Linked DNA regions of Homo sapiens: region 1 is linked to region 2. A link is a loop called in an ENCODE intact Hi-C map of the cell type or tissue named here. Cell type or tissue: gastrocnemius medialis. All regions are shown on one strand. Region 1 overlaps PRKN (parkin RBR E3 ubiquitin protein ligase). Region 2 overlaps PRKN (parkin RBR E3 ubiquitin protein ligase).

The links. A loop is a pair of places that touch in the nucleus more often than their neighbours do. Peaks named below come from ENCODE experiments on the same cell type or tissue, not always from the same donor. Only the 100,000 strongest peaks of a DNase experiment are listed, where the experiment ranks them.
Region 1: a loop joins it to region 2, with 6 times the contacts of the local background. A loop is called at or near these places in 4 of 110 quality-filtered maps.

The regions. Positions count from the first base shown.
Region 1 is chr6:162,716,421-162,724,420 of GRCh38, forward strand. The region is part of intron 1 of PRKN (parkin RBR E3 ubiquitin protein ligase); the gene reads right to left. Among named protein-coding and RNA genes, the nearest start is that of PRKN, 7.3 kb to the right of the region's middle. In gastrocnemius medialis, no CTCF peak of the experiment used is centred here; a DNase peak (open chromatin) is centred at 4,371; H3K27ac peaks cover 5,028 bases.
Region 2 is chr6:161,414,717-161,422,716 of GRCh38, forward strand. The region is part of intron 9 of PRKN (parkin RBR E3 ubiquitin protein ligase); the gene reads right to left. Among named protein-coding and RNA genes, the nearest start is that of AGPAT4, 140 kb to the left of the region's middle. RefSeq lists enhancers at 669-1,194, 1,195-1,720. In gastrocnemius medialis, CTCF peaks have their summits at 3,872 (motif pointing right) and 4,075; no DNase peak of the experiment used is centred here; H3K27ac peaks cover 4,454 bases.

The sequences.
Region 1 (8,000 bases), 1.3 Mb after region 2:
GGACAATGTTAAACTATTCCAGGGAGCATGAAGTGTCTAACGCTCATAGGGAACTGTCAAATCAGAAAGCAATATACACATAATGGTTATTTGCTTCCACTTTGCCTGATCATCTGTTATGTGAAGTGGTATCTCCTGTCCAAAGCATAACAAAACTTCCCCTTCTCTACAGGATACAAATTAGCAACCTGGTACATATCAAATTACCCAGCTGCAATGCACTATGGGAGTCCAGGAGAATATTCACACCTTCTTTTGCCACCTGAGAAAACTACCTTGAAAAGTGAGTTATGTCCTTGGCTAGCTTCATCAACTAGTCCATACACCCTACCCGCCTGCGCGCGCGCGCACGCACACACACACGCGCACACACACACACACACACACAGACTCCTCATGTGTAACACTACTGCATTACCTTTAAGTGACCTCACAATAGGCAAAAATCAAGTTGTAGCTCTCTGTCATTCTTCCTTCATAAGGAAGTACCTAACCATACGTTCAAATGGTGAAGCATTACTGGTAACTGTGGTGGCTGAATAATGCCTCCTTGTCCCTGAAACCTACGACTGTTTCCCGATATGACAAAAGGGACTTTGCAGATGTGATTAAGGATCTGGAGACGAAGAGGCTATCCTGGTGGCTCCTGAATGTAACCCCATGTGTTCTTTTAAGAGGAAGGCAGAGCAAGATTTGATGGCAGTAAAGGAGAAGGCAATGTGACCACAGCAGCAGAGACTGGAGTGATGTGGCCAGGAGCCAAGGAATGCCAGCAGCCTCCAGAAGTGAAAGAGGAGTCTCCACAGGAGCTTCTATTAATGGAAGGGGCTAGCCCAGCGAACACCTTGATTTTAGTCCCTTTTAGTCACTTTGGGGCTGGGCACAGTGGCTCACACCTGTAATCTGACAACTTTGGGAGACTGAGGTGGGAAGATGACTTGAGCCCAAGAGTTCAAGACTAGTCTGGGCAACATAGCAAGATCCTGTCTCTACAAAAAATAAAAAATAAAAAAATTAGCCAGGCAGGTTGGCATGCACCTATAGTCCCAGCTATTCGGGAAGTTGAGCCCAGGAATTCAAGGTTGCAGTGAGCTGTGTTTGTGCCACTGCACTCCAGTCTGAGTGACAGAGGGAGATCTTGTCTCAAAAAAAAAAAAAAAAAAAAGTCATTTTGGACTTTGGGCCTCCAGAACTGTAAGAAAATAAATTTGTGTTTAAAAGTCACTAAACTTGTGGTAATTCGTTACAGCAACAACAGGAACTACACAAAAACTAATACAGTAATCTGGCCATGCCCCGATAGTGTATAATATTAAAGAAAGTGAAATTATGGTTCTAATGTTTGTTTTCCTGAAAACACTACTTTTATGACCAGAACATGAGCATAGTATGCTACCATTGAAAATTTATCTGACATAATTTGACACAAAAGTAGAATCCGTTTTAAATGTATTACCACAATGCATTTGTCCTGAAGATTGTGTTTATAACACATTGCTTTTCAGTATTTCCAAAACATTATACGCTTAACGCTGAAGATCTGAAAAACACAATCATAATAAAAGAAAACATCCCACAACCCAAAGATATAATTTGCCGGTATACTTCCTGATATTTTTACATATACAAATGGCCCCTAATGCTATCTAGTTTCCAGTTATGGTAACTAAATGGTCACATTAACACTTTTTAAAAAAGATCTTTCCCAATTATTAAGAACTCACACATATTTGTCCATCTTAGATCACTTAATCATCCTATCATCACTGTTTTAAGACAAAAAAAATCTTATTACTTCTAGGAACTTCATCTCAAATAGCATCCCCATCCCCTCTCTGACTGACTTTACCTGTATAACTTGCATTCTATTAAGCATAAGATGATTAAATTGGCTGCAAAAGCCAGAAGGGACTTTTAATGAATTTACACACTAAGAATTGTGACAACTATGTCTTGATCCAATATGAAAGTTTCTTAGATGTTGAATCTCCATTAAAAATTATTCCAGAGGCCAGGCGCGGTGGCTCATGCCTGTAATCTCAGCACTTTGGGAGGCCGAGACAGGTGGATCACGAGGTCAGGAGATCGAGACCATCCTGACTAACACGGTGATACCCCGTCTATACTAAAAATACAAAAAAAATTAGCTGGGCATGGTGGCAGGCGCCTGTAGTCCCAGCTACTCGGGAGGCTGAGGCAGGAGAATGGCGTGAACCTGGGAGGCGGAGCTTACAGTGAGCCGCGATCACGCCACTGCACTCCAGCCTGGGCAACACAGCAAGACTCCGTCTCAAAAAAAAAAAAATTTATTCCAGAACTGTCCCCCACAAAACAAAATAGAGTTCTAAAATGGGCAACAATGCCCAGAAATTGCCAGAACATAAAAAACAAGCACAGAGACTTGGTATAAAACTCAAGACACTGAGAATAAGATTATTTGGTGACTTCTTTGAAATCAAGATGATATAAAAGTCAATACCTATGTCAGAAGCTCTGCATGTAGTGAGACACGGCAGATGCCACACACACATACACACACACACACACGAGAAAGGGACAATGAATAATGGAGAAAACTCTAGAGAGGGACAAAAGGAAGAAATTCCAATTCCAATCATAGGTTGAGCATCTCACAGATTCCTAAATGAACAAGAGTGGAAAGCCCACAACAGATCTCTACGAAATATCACTCTCTGTATCATATGATTATGTCTAAATTGACTGCCCAATAAAACACATATACTTCCCATCTGATCCTATGAATTCAGACATATTCATGTAAAAACGTCTTTATATATTGTCACATGTAATTATACAAATTTGGTGAATATCAACTGGATCATGCAGTCTACATTTGTCTGTGGTCAGGAGCCCAGAGAAGCAGCACCTCAGAGAACATGACCTCACTTGTGCTTAAATCTGTACCTCTCACACTCTGGGAACTCACCAGAGAGCTATAAAGGACTTTCAGGAGAAAGGAGGTCGAATTTCAAGGGTGGAGAGAAGACCCAGGGCACAGGGAATATTATTCTTAAATCTGTCTAATTCTCCAAGGAGCAAACCTAACTTGCCCCCATCCTCTAGCTGCCCAGAGTTCATCATTCCTCAATTTTGTTTCAATGGAAAAAAAAAATTGTAATCAGGACTGGATTTGCCTGGAAGGAAAATGCAGAGCCAGAGACTACAAAGATTTCCATTGCAGACAATTCCCAATCTAGGGAATGTCTCCAGTAGGAGCTGTGGTGAAGCCTGGTCTGTTCCGGTCAGGCCACTCCTGTGATAACCCTCAGAAACATTACAACCCACAGTCAAGCCCTGTGGCAACAAGTAAGGAAGAAATTCACCTGTTGTTCAGACAACAGCTGCTCCTTTGAGCTGAAGAATGAAATATTAAATTCCAGCTTCTGAGAAAATCAAGGAATGTGGGTAAGAAAAAAATGAGGGGACAGAAAAGAGGGAGTGCAGGTAGATGTCAAAAAAAAAAAAAAAAAAAAAAAAACTAAAGGTTGACCTCAGAAACACAGATATTACAAATGTTCCTTCCTATTTCTCCATTTTATTAATACGAGCAAGTTTCAGGTGTCTACTTCCTATCATTTCATGATCTGGAAAATGGATCTACTCTGCGGGTACAATAAGCTTTAAAAATGACTACGCAGTTACAGAGGGCTTCATCACAAGATCTTATTTATGCACTGAAACTCCAAAAATATCTCACAATAGGAGTAACTGGCGTATTCAACAATTATGTAAATAAATAATAAAAAGTCTCAATCAGGACACCAATATTAACTCCCTAATCACCAATTTTCCCCCTCATTTGATGAGGGTAGGAGTAGAGATGTGCAAAATGGGTGAGGCTGCTAACTATTGAACATTCTCTCCTCCAAAGTTAAGGGCTCTCATGTGAAACTTTATGGGGGCCTCTGTTCAGGTCTTACAGTAAAAGTAAATTGGAGAGAATCATCAAGAAGCCATCAATACTCTTAAAAATACACACATCTGTCCATAGATGGTCTTTTTTTTTTTTTTTTTTTTTTTGAGACGGAGTCTCGCTCTGTCGCCCAGGCCGGACTGCGGACTGCAGTGGCGCAATCTCGGCTCACTGCAAGCTCCGCTTCCCGGGTTCACGCCATTCTCCTGCCTCAGCCTCCCGAGTAGCTGGGACTACAGGCGCCCGCCACCGCGCCCGGCTAATTTTTTGTATTTTTAGTAGAGACGGGGTTTCACCTTGTTAGCCAGGATGGTCTCGATCTCCTGACCTCATGATCCACCCGCCTCGGCCTCCCAAGGTGCTGGGATTACAGGCGTGAGCCACCGCGCCCGGCCCATAGATGGTCTTAATATGTGCCTAGGTATATGAGTCATGCAGATATCTAAGAGGAAGAAACTATTCTGCACTATTCTGGGTGACACGATATCCACAGCTCTGATGACATTGTTCTCTCCACACAGAGAAGAAACTATAAATAGAACCCTAAGCATCATGTTCCACATATCAAAGAAGGAGATACAAACTATTTTTGGAATACAAATAAAGCTTTAGTAACATGAAATAAAACACCTGTCAATAAGAGACATTAATCTATTCTACAAAAATAAGAACTTTTTAAAAAGAAATATGGCCTTTAATCAGAGATGATGTAATGACATATCAAATCAATGTCAACACCCTGAGAAAAGCCATCTCCTACTGCACAATTACCCTGCCATTCTCAGTCGAAGACTGTCCTCTATTAAACATTATCTGGACTTCTTTCCTTTGTTTTATGGAGTGAGTTTATAAACGCTTGTTCTCCGTAACTAGTGATTTCAAGTATTCTGTTTTATCTAAGAAGTACAATGAAGGTCATGAGAAGTCCTCTATTAACACTTTATCTGGACTTGCTGGCACTAGTGTAACTATTTTCTACAACGTTCTATTTCATAACTTTCTAGTACTGCCACAGACATCTTTCTAAAATACAACCTGTTCATAATGCTCTTTTGTAGATAATGGTTCAGTGACTCCTCCCTATCGCCAACTTTAAACCTACCTCCTTGACAAAGCTTATCTGGTGTGCCTGCAGCCTCACCAGATACCTTTCATTCTATTCTCTTCTCTCCCCTCCATGCCTGTCTAGAAGGCCGCCTTCACCTAGTTAACTCCTACTTGTCCTGCAGGAAAACTGGAATGGCTCCACTGGGAAACAGCTGGATCTTCCAAGCTCTATAGGCTGAGTTTTCCAGTACTTCCTTGTATAAACCTATATTATGATACCCACCTTTCAGGTTTGTAAATCTTTACTTTTCTGTACCCCTTCTAGACTATGAACAAGGACCTGATGAAGGGTAGTTACTAAAATGTTGGCTGACTCTAAAGGAGGTGCTAATTGCCTCACACTAAAAAGAGGGTAAGAGGTGACATGGAAAATTTCACATAAAGTTGGTGCCATTGGAACTGGATCTTGAGTGATGAACAGTAGTTTTGAGATGTTCAACAGAAAGAAAGGGCATTCAGATCAACGAGAATCAAATGAACAAAAGAAACATGAAAAATCACGTGTTGCAGGCATGTATGTGTGTGCTGATATGTACATACATCTTTCTAATTACTCTTCTTCTGTGGTGGTGAAGGTGCAATCTATACCACCAATATAAGCCTAATCAGCCCAACTAGGCCACAAACTTATTGGGAAGAAATGGTCATTTCTATGTACCTTCCCCACAGGCAATATATAGACAAATACAACCTATGTGTACCCATCCCTACCCAGCACCATCTAATACATATGGTATAAAGAAATGACACTGAAATAATAATCATAAATACCTATTCATTCAAGGAAAAAAGGTTTCTATTTGGTGAAAAACAGACATTTGAGTTAATCTGTTAAGAGTCCTAGGTAATTAGGAAATTACTGGGGGAAAAGAATCCTATTACTGTAATTCCTTTTAACCAAGATTCTATGCTACAGGATGAAGTAAATAAGCCAGGGAGGTGAGCTGCAACATAAATCAGCCGACTGTCACATGAGTCTCTTTAATATTACAAAATTGAGGGAGAGAAACCATTCAGATTACTACGAAGAAACATTTAAAATGAGCTCATTAAATGCAAATTAAAACAGAAACATTGAATAAGCACTGGGCTACAATTAAAGGCTGCAGAAACAGCAGGTAAGAAACAATTTTCATTGATCAAAGAACTAATAGCTAACAGAATAAAGTATTTTGCATTAAAACTGCTTTCATGAATATGAAGCATTTCGAAGTAAGAACTCTTTTTTTTGCATTTTTCAAAGAAACTTTGGAGGTAGGAATGGATTTACATATCTTAATACAAAGTACTTTCATTGTATCATTTTCAGGCAATGAAACTATGAGGTTTCAAAAAATGCAGACTTCAAAAACATCCTCAGAAATAGGGCCAAAATTGTAAAGGGCAAAGGGTCATTTTAGAGCCTTTGGACCCAAGGAAGAACTATTATATAATTACATAAAATCTTCTATGCAAAACTTTAGTAGAGCCTATTTTTGACACAATTTTACCTCATTATAAACAGAAGCTTTGGGGTACTTAGGCATAGAGCTGGTTTTCATCAACTTATCAAAATGGCAGGGCAAAGAGCAGTACACAGTATATTCAACTAGAAATATAAATTGAGACTTTAAAATTCACTGCACACAAGCTTGAAAACAAATATGCAGATGTGTAGCCAAATGGTGAAGTCGGAATATACATTCCTGATGGCAAGGGACTTTTTCTGTTGTGTTCCCTCGTTTCCCTGGCACCTAGAGCAGTTAAGGGTACATAGCAGGTGCTGGAATCACTGGATCTGCTTTTGCAAAACTAACGCACTATAAGATGAGAATGAGAAGTTTTCTTCTAAATTAATTTGAAAAGTTAAAAGATACTGTTTTTCATCTGTCAAGACGGCAAAAATAAAAAATCTTCGATGGCACATGGGAGGAAATGGGCACTCTTATACACACTGAAAGGGAGGGCAGGGCCACCAAGGACAGTTGTGCAGCTTGTACACTGAAAGGCACTACCCCTAGGGTGAGAGAGAGGTGGGGGACCGGAGATCCAGGAGGCGTTCTGCTAGTGAAAGCTGAGTCAGTCTCAGGAAGGACGTCTTTTGGCAATTTTCAGCCCAGAGGGGCAGGGCAGCTCTTTACTACCATGTTGTATTAGTGGAGGCTTTAGATAGGCTTGTAAAATTGGGCAACTTATTTTGGAAAAATTTTGAAATACCTAGGAAAATGTAAAATCTACAAACTCTTTAACTCAAATTGTCATACGATTTTTATTTTACATCTATGCTTACATGTGCAAGTAAAAAGATATGGCCACAAACACTTCTGACAACAGTTGTCTGTAAACCTAATGAGTGCTTATTTATTGGTAAATATTTTCATAATTAGTGTATCCTATAAAAGACTAGGCAGGAATCGCTGTGGAGTGGATCTGGACATGCAGATATGTAAATTCTCAAAGAGATGCTAAGTGAAACAAGGTATAGAAGAGACTATGTTCCAATGAATGGTTTTTGTCAATCAAAAATCTTCTTAAAAGTCTAAGACACTGAATGTGTATTTCAATACTGACAACATTGTTGTATATATAACCATGCACTCTAATATCTGCTGTTACTCAAATACCTAAATCCAGTTCTACAGAACATTTAGAACATACCACAAATATCCCCACTAACATTCCATTTTAAACACAAAGAATTGCTCATTTTTAAAAAAGTCAAAATATATTTTTAATAGAGGTACCAAAAATTACATTTTTCTAAATTGAATTCTTTTAAGCTTTTCTATTCTGCTTTATATCATCTTGAAGTCCTTCTCCACACTTTCCACAAAGGCACAATTTTTAACCGACTTCAATTAAATTATGTTTCTGTAGCTGCCTGGGTCAGGGCATTCAACACATCAATCACAATGCAGGTGGGAAATGTAAGTACTTTTGAAACAGTCCTCATGCCAATAAGGGAATCTTCGGTTTTGAG
Region 2 (8,000 bases):
CCAAAGTGCAAAAGGCATGAAAGGCACATTATGCTTCTCCACCAGAGGAGGGTCTCCGCAGGCAGGGCAGCCGCTGAACAGCACCGGGAGGGTCTGTAGTTGCCAGACTCTATTATTGTGGGCTATAAATTAAGAGGCTTCCGTTTCAAATACAAACTCTCTCATCAGTCACAGGAAATTAAATGCCTTTTGAAAGGGAGCTAGGCATAGGAGGAATTCACTTTCTTCCACCTACACACTGTTGGCAGCTCCTCAGAGGGAAGGACGGAGCCTGCCATTCTGCGGAGCGTCACCTGGTTCTTACCCACGACTTCACCGTGAGTGTGGAGTCCACAGGACTCCAGAGCTCTGTGGCCTGACTGCAGGGCAGTCTGCTCCCAAAGAGACTTGGGGAGAACATGGCTAACTCAACAGAATACAGAATAACACCGGAGAGGGGCACCAAGAGAGTGGTGATCACATAATTGAGACCTAGTCAGACCCAGTAACAACTTACCGTGTCCGCGAGGAACCATTCATGCAGAGAGGCCTCCCCATTTTCTGCCTTAAACTCATTTTATATACGTGGGGAATTGAGACTCCAAGATTACGAACATTTTCAAGATCCTCTGGCTAGTAGGTGATTTAGCTTAGAGTCAAATCTAGATTTGAACAACTCCATAATCATCATAATAAACAATAACGACACTACCTACATGAACTGAGCAATGGCTAAGTAGTAAGCATGTGCCGAACCCTTTACGTGAGTCAACTTAGTTGATCCTCAGATAATCCTGCGGCAGAGTGATTGTTCCAGCCACAGATGAGGAAACGCAGAGCCTTCCAGGTGTTATAACTCTTTTCTCACGCCTCTCTTACAATCCTCAGGAAATGTCGCCCCCCCCCCCCCCCGACCCCCCGCCAGCCCCCGACCGCCCGGAACTAAGCCACAGCCACCTCCTGCCCTGGTTGCTGCAATAGTCTAATCTCTCCTGGAGTCTGCCCGGCCCCTCCTGAGCTTCGTCCCAGACAGCAGTCAGAGCAGGACTTCAGATGTTGTCAGTTCTGCTCTCACTCCCCGCCACTGCCCATTTCACTGGGAATGAGAGCCAGGGGTCCTCACCAGGCCTCCCCACTGCGTCCCTCTCTCCCCACAGTGTCTCCTGGAGCTGCATTGCTCTCTGGATGTGCCAGAACATGCCGTGGGCTTTCATCCTGCGTCACTCGACTGGGAATGCCCTGGGATCCTGCAGGTGCCCACCCAGCTGGCTCCCTCCGGGTCCCGTCTTTACTCAAATCGCACCTTCTCGATGAAGTTTACTCTGAAGTTCAACCTGCTCTTCCCATCCTCCCACCCCAGGCGCAGCAGATCCGCCTTAACTGGACTCCCCCGCTTTGCTTCCACGGCGCCTATGGAAATGCTCTGACACAGAGGTCAGCGAACCACTTTACAATCACATTTTACTGGGACACAGCCACACCTTTTGGTTCGTGTATTGTCTGTGGCCACTTTCACAGAATGACCAGTGGCCCTCAGAGCTAACAGACGCACTGCCTGGCCCTTTACTGAAAAGTGCGGCCACCTCTGCTCTAACATAACTGGAGAGCTTGATGACGGATTGGGCTTGTTTTTCTCGGTCTGTTTTCCCCCGAGGAGAGCGCACACACTGGGGGGCAGGAACTTTGTTTCTTTTGAGCACTGACGCCTCCCAGTGCCTAGAACAGGACCTGGCTCGTAGATGATGCCAGTTCATATTTGTTGAATAAATGTGTGAATGAGGCATATATTTGCTAAACAACTCACCCAAAGTCACTCCAGTGATAGGCCCATCAGCTCTCGGCATCCAAATTCAAACCCAGGCAGACCAACAGAGAGTAATAGCAACAGAGACCCGTTCTTACCAGTGACCCCCGACCAGCCTCATCCGCTGCTGCCTCGCAGGAGACAGTGTCCTATATTTGCTCATAAAAACCAGGCAGGGAAAAAGGCAAGCTACCAGCTTTTAATCTTATTAATATGGGCCAGAAAGGATGGTTCATGGTTCTGACCATAAGACAAAGTGCTTCAAGGCAAGGCTTGTATCAACCGTGCTACGGAGTTGATACACACCGAACTGTCACCCGTCCTCCTGCCCAGGGGCCTTGGCGTTTTGAAGACTCCCCCATCTAGACGTCCAGCAGATGCTGAGCACCCAGGAGAGAGGTCAGAATGCAGGATTTGCATTGAAAGCCACGTCTATTGGGGAAGCAGCTAAAGCTCTGGAATGAGGTACCAGAAAGAAGAAAGGAAGATGGAGGAAAGAACTCTGGAGGGAGATGGGGCCGAGGAAGGAGTAGGAGGTGTGGCTATGCTAGCTCATGCTCACCCCTCATTCAAGCTCCAGACCTGGGCCAAGAGCAAGAAGAGAGCTTGCTTGTGGGTCCAGAGTTTCTGATGGCAGCGGGTTTTTGATGGCCTGTAAAGTCATCTAACGGGCTTGGCGCAGTGGCTCACGCCTGTAATCCCAGCACTTTGGGAGGCCGAGGCTGCCAAATCACGAGGTCAAGAGATCAAGACCATTCTGGTCAACATGGTGAAACCCTGTCTCTACTAAAAATACAAAAATTAGCCGGGTGTGGTGGCGCCTGCCTGTAGTCGCAGCTACTCGGGAGGCTAAGGCAGCAGAATCACTTGAACCTGGGAGGCGGAGGTTGCAGTGAGCAGAGATGGCGTCACTGCACTCCAGCCTGGCAACAGAGCCAGACGCCGTTTCAAAAAAAAAAAAAAAAAGTCATCTAATGCCTCCAAGACCACACGCTATTGATTTAATCTCTGAATTAAAGGTCTCTGAATTAAAGTGTATAAATGTACCTTCTCCCATAACTCTGAGAATGGGGTTTGTGTCTTAGAAAAGAAAAAACTCACGGGGCTGGGGGTTACATCTATTGTTTCCTGTAATTGTCACAGCAGTACTCAATACACACATTTTCACAGGCAAGGAAACTCAGGTTAAATAACTTTCACAACACATTGGAAATTTAGGCTGCCAATTAGTCATCCCTCCGGCCCCCCTGGGTTTTAACCTCTAGACCTAGAGAACCAAATTAGATGAAAATACCAGCTTTTGTAAATCAACAGTGTCTAATAATCCCCCAAGGACAGGGCCCTAGGCAAAGCTGAGCTGGGGGAATGTAGACAGACCTCCTACTTTCCACTCCAAACCTAGACGCAGACTCAGTGGCCCACCCAGGGGCATGAGTAATGCTGGGAGCTGCAGGCTGGCTTCCCACGCTCCCTCCTGGGCCTGGCCCCCAGGCCTGGCTGACTCCATGGGGGGCCTGGCAGTATCACAGCGCAGGGCTCTCAGGCTGCCAGCAGAGCAGCTGTTGTGTTTTCAGCTGCTTATTCTCACTAAAACTTCTGATAAGGCCATCTGGAAAAGTATTACTGTATATTAATAAAAATATTTAAATAAAGTTACAGAATGGAGAGATTTACTTTGGAAGTATTAATATGTAATGAGTTAGACAGATAACGTGTTTGAAGCAGCCTCTGCCAATCTGTTTACTCCACGGAGAGAAGAAGAACAGGTGTGTCAAGCCAAACATCTTTCCTTGGCACTTGAACTGCCTTACTTGGAGCAGCTCTGACAAGCTTATTTTTGTGGTGGTGGTTGGGGGAACCCAGCATTTTTAGAGAAGAAAAGAGCAATCTTCACTCCAGAAAGTGAATCTGTCTATATTCATGTATCGGCCTTGACGTGGTTTGATTTTTCTTTTTAACTCCAGTGTTGGTTCTTTGCTCTTTGAAATCAAAACATTCTGTATTATTTCTGGGATTATACCCAGCAAAGTGAGAACAGGAGCTTCTTTTAGTAAATAAACGTGATCATCTTCCGCCAGTAGGTGTCACTGTTCATTTAGCACAAACCATACCCGAAAGGCAAGGCAATTACCTCGGCTAAAATAACAAGCATGTTTTCTGGAAATAAAATAACCAGTAAGTACTGGGAAAAAGATTATTTTCTTTCACAGGTGTCTCCAAATCAAAGCTGAAGTGTGAACAACAATTCACTCTTTCTATGGCCTCCCACATAGTATTTGCTTCTAGAGCTTTAGCACCATTGTAAGAATTCCTTCTAAACCATGTTTGTACCTCAGATCTAACTGCCTGACCCTATAAACATTTTGCGGTTGACTTTGCTTATAAAATGCATTGGCATTTTCACATACAGGCGGTGGAGTTTTCTAGCGTTCCAGCCTAAATCAGAAAACAATGTCTGGTGTTGCCTACACAGAAACAATCGTATATCATAGAAAATTAGAAGTGAGGCAGTAAAGCGAGTCTCTGAAAATACGTTGGATGTAAACACATCGTTTACATGAAGGACATGGAATTATAAGTTCACACAGTGACACACAAATATGTAAGGTCATTAGTGTTCACTAAATGCGTAGCTATGCAATGAAAATGGTGAGAATCCTTTACGAGCTAACGTGCTACACAGAGTTTGATGCTTCTTGTGCGTGATCTCACCTGTTCCCCCACTTATGTGACCATTTTACAATGAAGAAATGGATGTTTAAAGAGGACAGTGAGGTCCCTGCGCCACAGTGGTAGAAAGTGACCAACTAGCAGTCAACCAGGAGATTTTTGGCCCTAGAACCTGAGGTCCTAACCACAACACAGAGGGCCTTTCCTTTTTTCTTTTTTCTTCTTCTTTTTTTTTTTAAATGGAGTCTCGCTCTGTTGCCCAGGCTGGAGTGCAGTGGTGCCATCTTGGCTCACTGCAACCTCCACCTCCTGGGTTCAAGCAATTCCCCTGCCTCAGCCTCCTGAGTAGCTGGGATTACAGGTACACGCCACTGCGCCTGGCTAATTTTTGTATTTTTTTAAAAAACGGGGTTTCACCATGTTGACCAGGCTGGTCTCAAACTCCTGACCTCAAGTGATCTGCCCACCTCTGCCTCCCAAAGTGCTGGGATTACAGGCATGAACCACCACGCCCAGCCTCCTCTGACTTTTGTAAGGGAAATAATTAGATTCTGCTTGTGTTGAATAATTCTAGCCAGGCCGGAGTTCAGTTCTAGTCCTCCTACTTCCGACTGATAGTGGCTCTGAGTAGTTCACTTACCATCTCTGAATTTCCATTTATTTCACTGTGAAAGGGGGAAATTGGTACCTACTTGTGGGATTGCTGTAGAGATTCAAATACCGTGTTTAAGAAAGTTCCTAGCACTGCGCCTGGCACGTAAAAGGCACTTGTTTAAGAACTTGATAAGGCTGGGCGTGGTGGCTCACGCCTGTAATCCCAGCACTTTGGGAGGCTGAGGAGGGCGGATCACGAGGTCAAGAGATCAAGACCATCCTGGCTAACACGGTGAAACCCCGTCTCTACTAAAAATACAAAAAATTAGCTGGGTGTGGTAGCACGTGCCTGTAGTCCCAGCTACTTGAGAGGCTGAGACAGGAGAATTGCTTGAACCCAGGAGACAGAGGTTGCAGTGAGCCGAGATCATGCGCCGCTGCACTCCAGCCAGAGCGACAGAGCGAGACTATGTCTCAAAAAAAAAAAAAAAAAGAACTTGATAAAGTAAAAAACCCTGATTTTTGAAATAAATTAAGAGTAATGAATATGCAATAAAGCATTCTTTTCTGAAATGCGTTATGAGAGGTCAGGAGTTAGTCTTAAGCAGTTTTCAAAGGTGCAAGGGCTGGAGTGGCCTCAGTTTATCTGGATAAAATGACTATATATGAACAGAGATGCCAACTGTTGGTGCCAGGCATGGCTCATGGGCTTTTGGCATGATGAACAGTTTCCTTTATTTTCTTTTTTTTCTTTCTTTATTTATTTTTGAGACAGGATTCTGCTCTGTCACCCAGGCGGGAGTGCAATGGTACAATAACATCTCACTGCAGCCTCCACTTTCTGGGCTCGGTGATCCTCCCACCTCAGCGTCCTGAGCTGGGACCACAGGCACGCGCCACCATGCCTGGCTAATTTTTGTATTATTTGTAGAGAGAGGGTCTCCCTATGTTGCCCAGTCTGGTTTCAAACTTCTGGGCTCCAGTGATTTCCCCCCCACATCAGCCTCAGTTTTCTTTACTTTTTAAAAATTAAGATCCTGATTTTACAAATGAAGAAAGCTCAAAGATGAAGTTACATGTCCAAGGTCACATAGCTGAAGAGAGAATTTGCCGGGCTGCTGGATCTTGTTTTTTCCATTTGCCGTACTAAATCATGTGCTACAATATTTGTGGTTTTCCTCAACTCCACAGAGCTTGCTTCTCTGAAATTCCTATTCCTTGCTAACCCCTAATTTTGTATGTGAACCATTGGAGACAGGGAGCACAAAAGGACAGCAAGAGAGAAAGCAATAAACTAAGTAGAGAAAGGAAGGATCCTCCTGGTCCTTATGCCTTTGAGTGATGATGTAAGAAAATCATGTGAAGTTCACCTGGGTGAGCCTTTACCCTCCAGGCACTCGAGGGCCCATACCCCACACCAGGAGAGTTGAGGCATTCCTCATCTTGATTTTGAATTGATGCTTGAGTGGGGGTACTTAAGTATTAATTGAAACGTGCTGAATTCCCAACATAAATGGAAATTCTCAGGTGACTTTGAATGGCAAAAATCAGTCCTTTCTAGACAATTAATGAGTAGATATAGAATTTCCATCCAAAAGTTGTAGAAAAGTGGTTAGAAGGGAGTTGGGTATTTGGCAGTTAGGCCTGGAGTTTACTTTCTGGGTCAGAACCAATGTCCTGAGTTCATGCAGAAATCACATTTGATCTTCACTAAAAATTAAGCAGGACCAGCATGAGGGTGGATAGAGAGTATGTTGTATCTTCTGTAGTTACAGCATAACTTCCTTTCCCCATGTAGCATTAACGGGGGAATGGAGGGGACTCCGGAGATCACAGGAAGAGTTTGTTCAGATAGAGACGTTTACCCCTTGAACTGTTTCCAACCCTGGCTGTTGTATATTATTCTAAAGAGACTACATTAGATATTTAGGGAAAAATTAAGGATAGTATAAAGTTAGCATAAGAAGAACTTTTGTGCAGGGTCTACACAGAAGAAATCACATGAAGAGTTTAAAAAGTATTTTTTAAAAAGTTAAAATTTTGAAATACGTTCTTGAAATTCTGGATTCAGTATAGTCAGAGATTTACTATCAGTGGTGTTGAAGAAATTCTTGGTATATTCTTCAGCAACAGAGTGGCTATGATAATGGAAAAAGGTTAGAATTTAGTGAATTTCAGAAGTAAAGAATTTTGATAGAAAAGAACAACTGAAGTTCTTTGGATTTCTATGTAGCATTTCTGTTTAACGAGTTATCATTATAGAAACATAATCTAGTAAAGGAAAATATTTTTCAAGTTTTACTCCAAGAAATCATTTGAGATAACTGTGGCAGGATCCACATAAAACTTATTAGCCAAGGATTCTACTTAGTTCCAGTTGAAAGTAAAACAGTAATAACCCAAAATAACCGACTAAGGAAACACAAATAAAATCTTTTTTTTTTTTTTTTTTTGAGATGGAGTCTCACTCTGTTGCCCACGCTGGAGTGCAGTGGCATGATCTCGGCTCACTGCAACCTCTGCCTTCTGAGTTCAAGTGGTTCTCCTGCTTCAGCCTCCCAAGCAGCTGGGACTACAGGCACCCACCACCACACCCAGCTACTTTTCGTATTTTTAGCAGAGATGGGGTTTCACCATGTTAGTCAGGCTGGTCTTGAACTCCTGACCTCAAGTGATCCACCTGCCTCGGCCTCCCAAAGTGCTGGGATTACAGGCATGAGCCACTGTGCCTGGCCAGACAACACAAATAAAATCTTGAGAAAATTAACTTTACACCTATCTCCTCTCTTTCTTTGACTAACGCCTATATTCTCATAGATGCTCTGTTTATGCTTCATTTTCTTGTTTCTTTTTTATTCCCCCTTTCTCTGCTGAAAGAATTATGAAGAAGGAAGAAAATTTGAAAGGAATAGAGGAAAATAGGAAGGAAAAATAGAGGAAAAAAGGAAGAAGG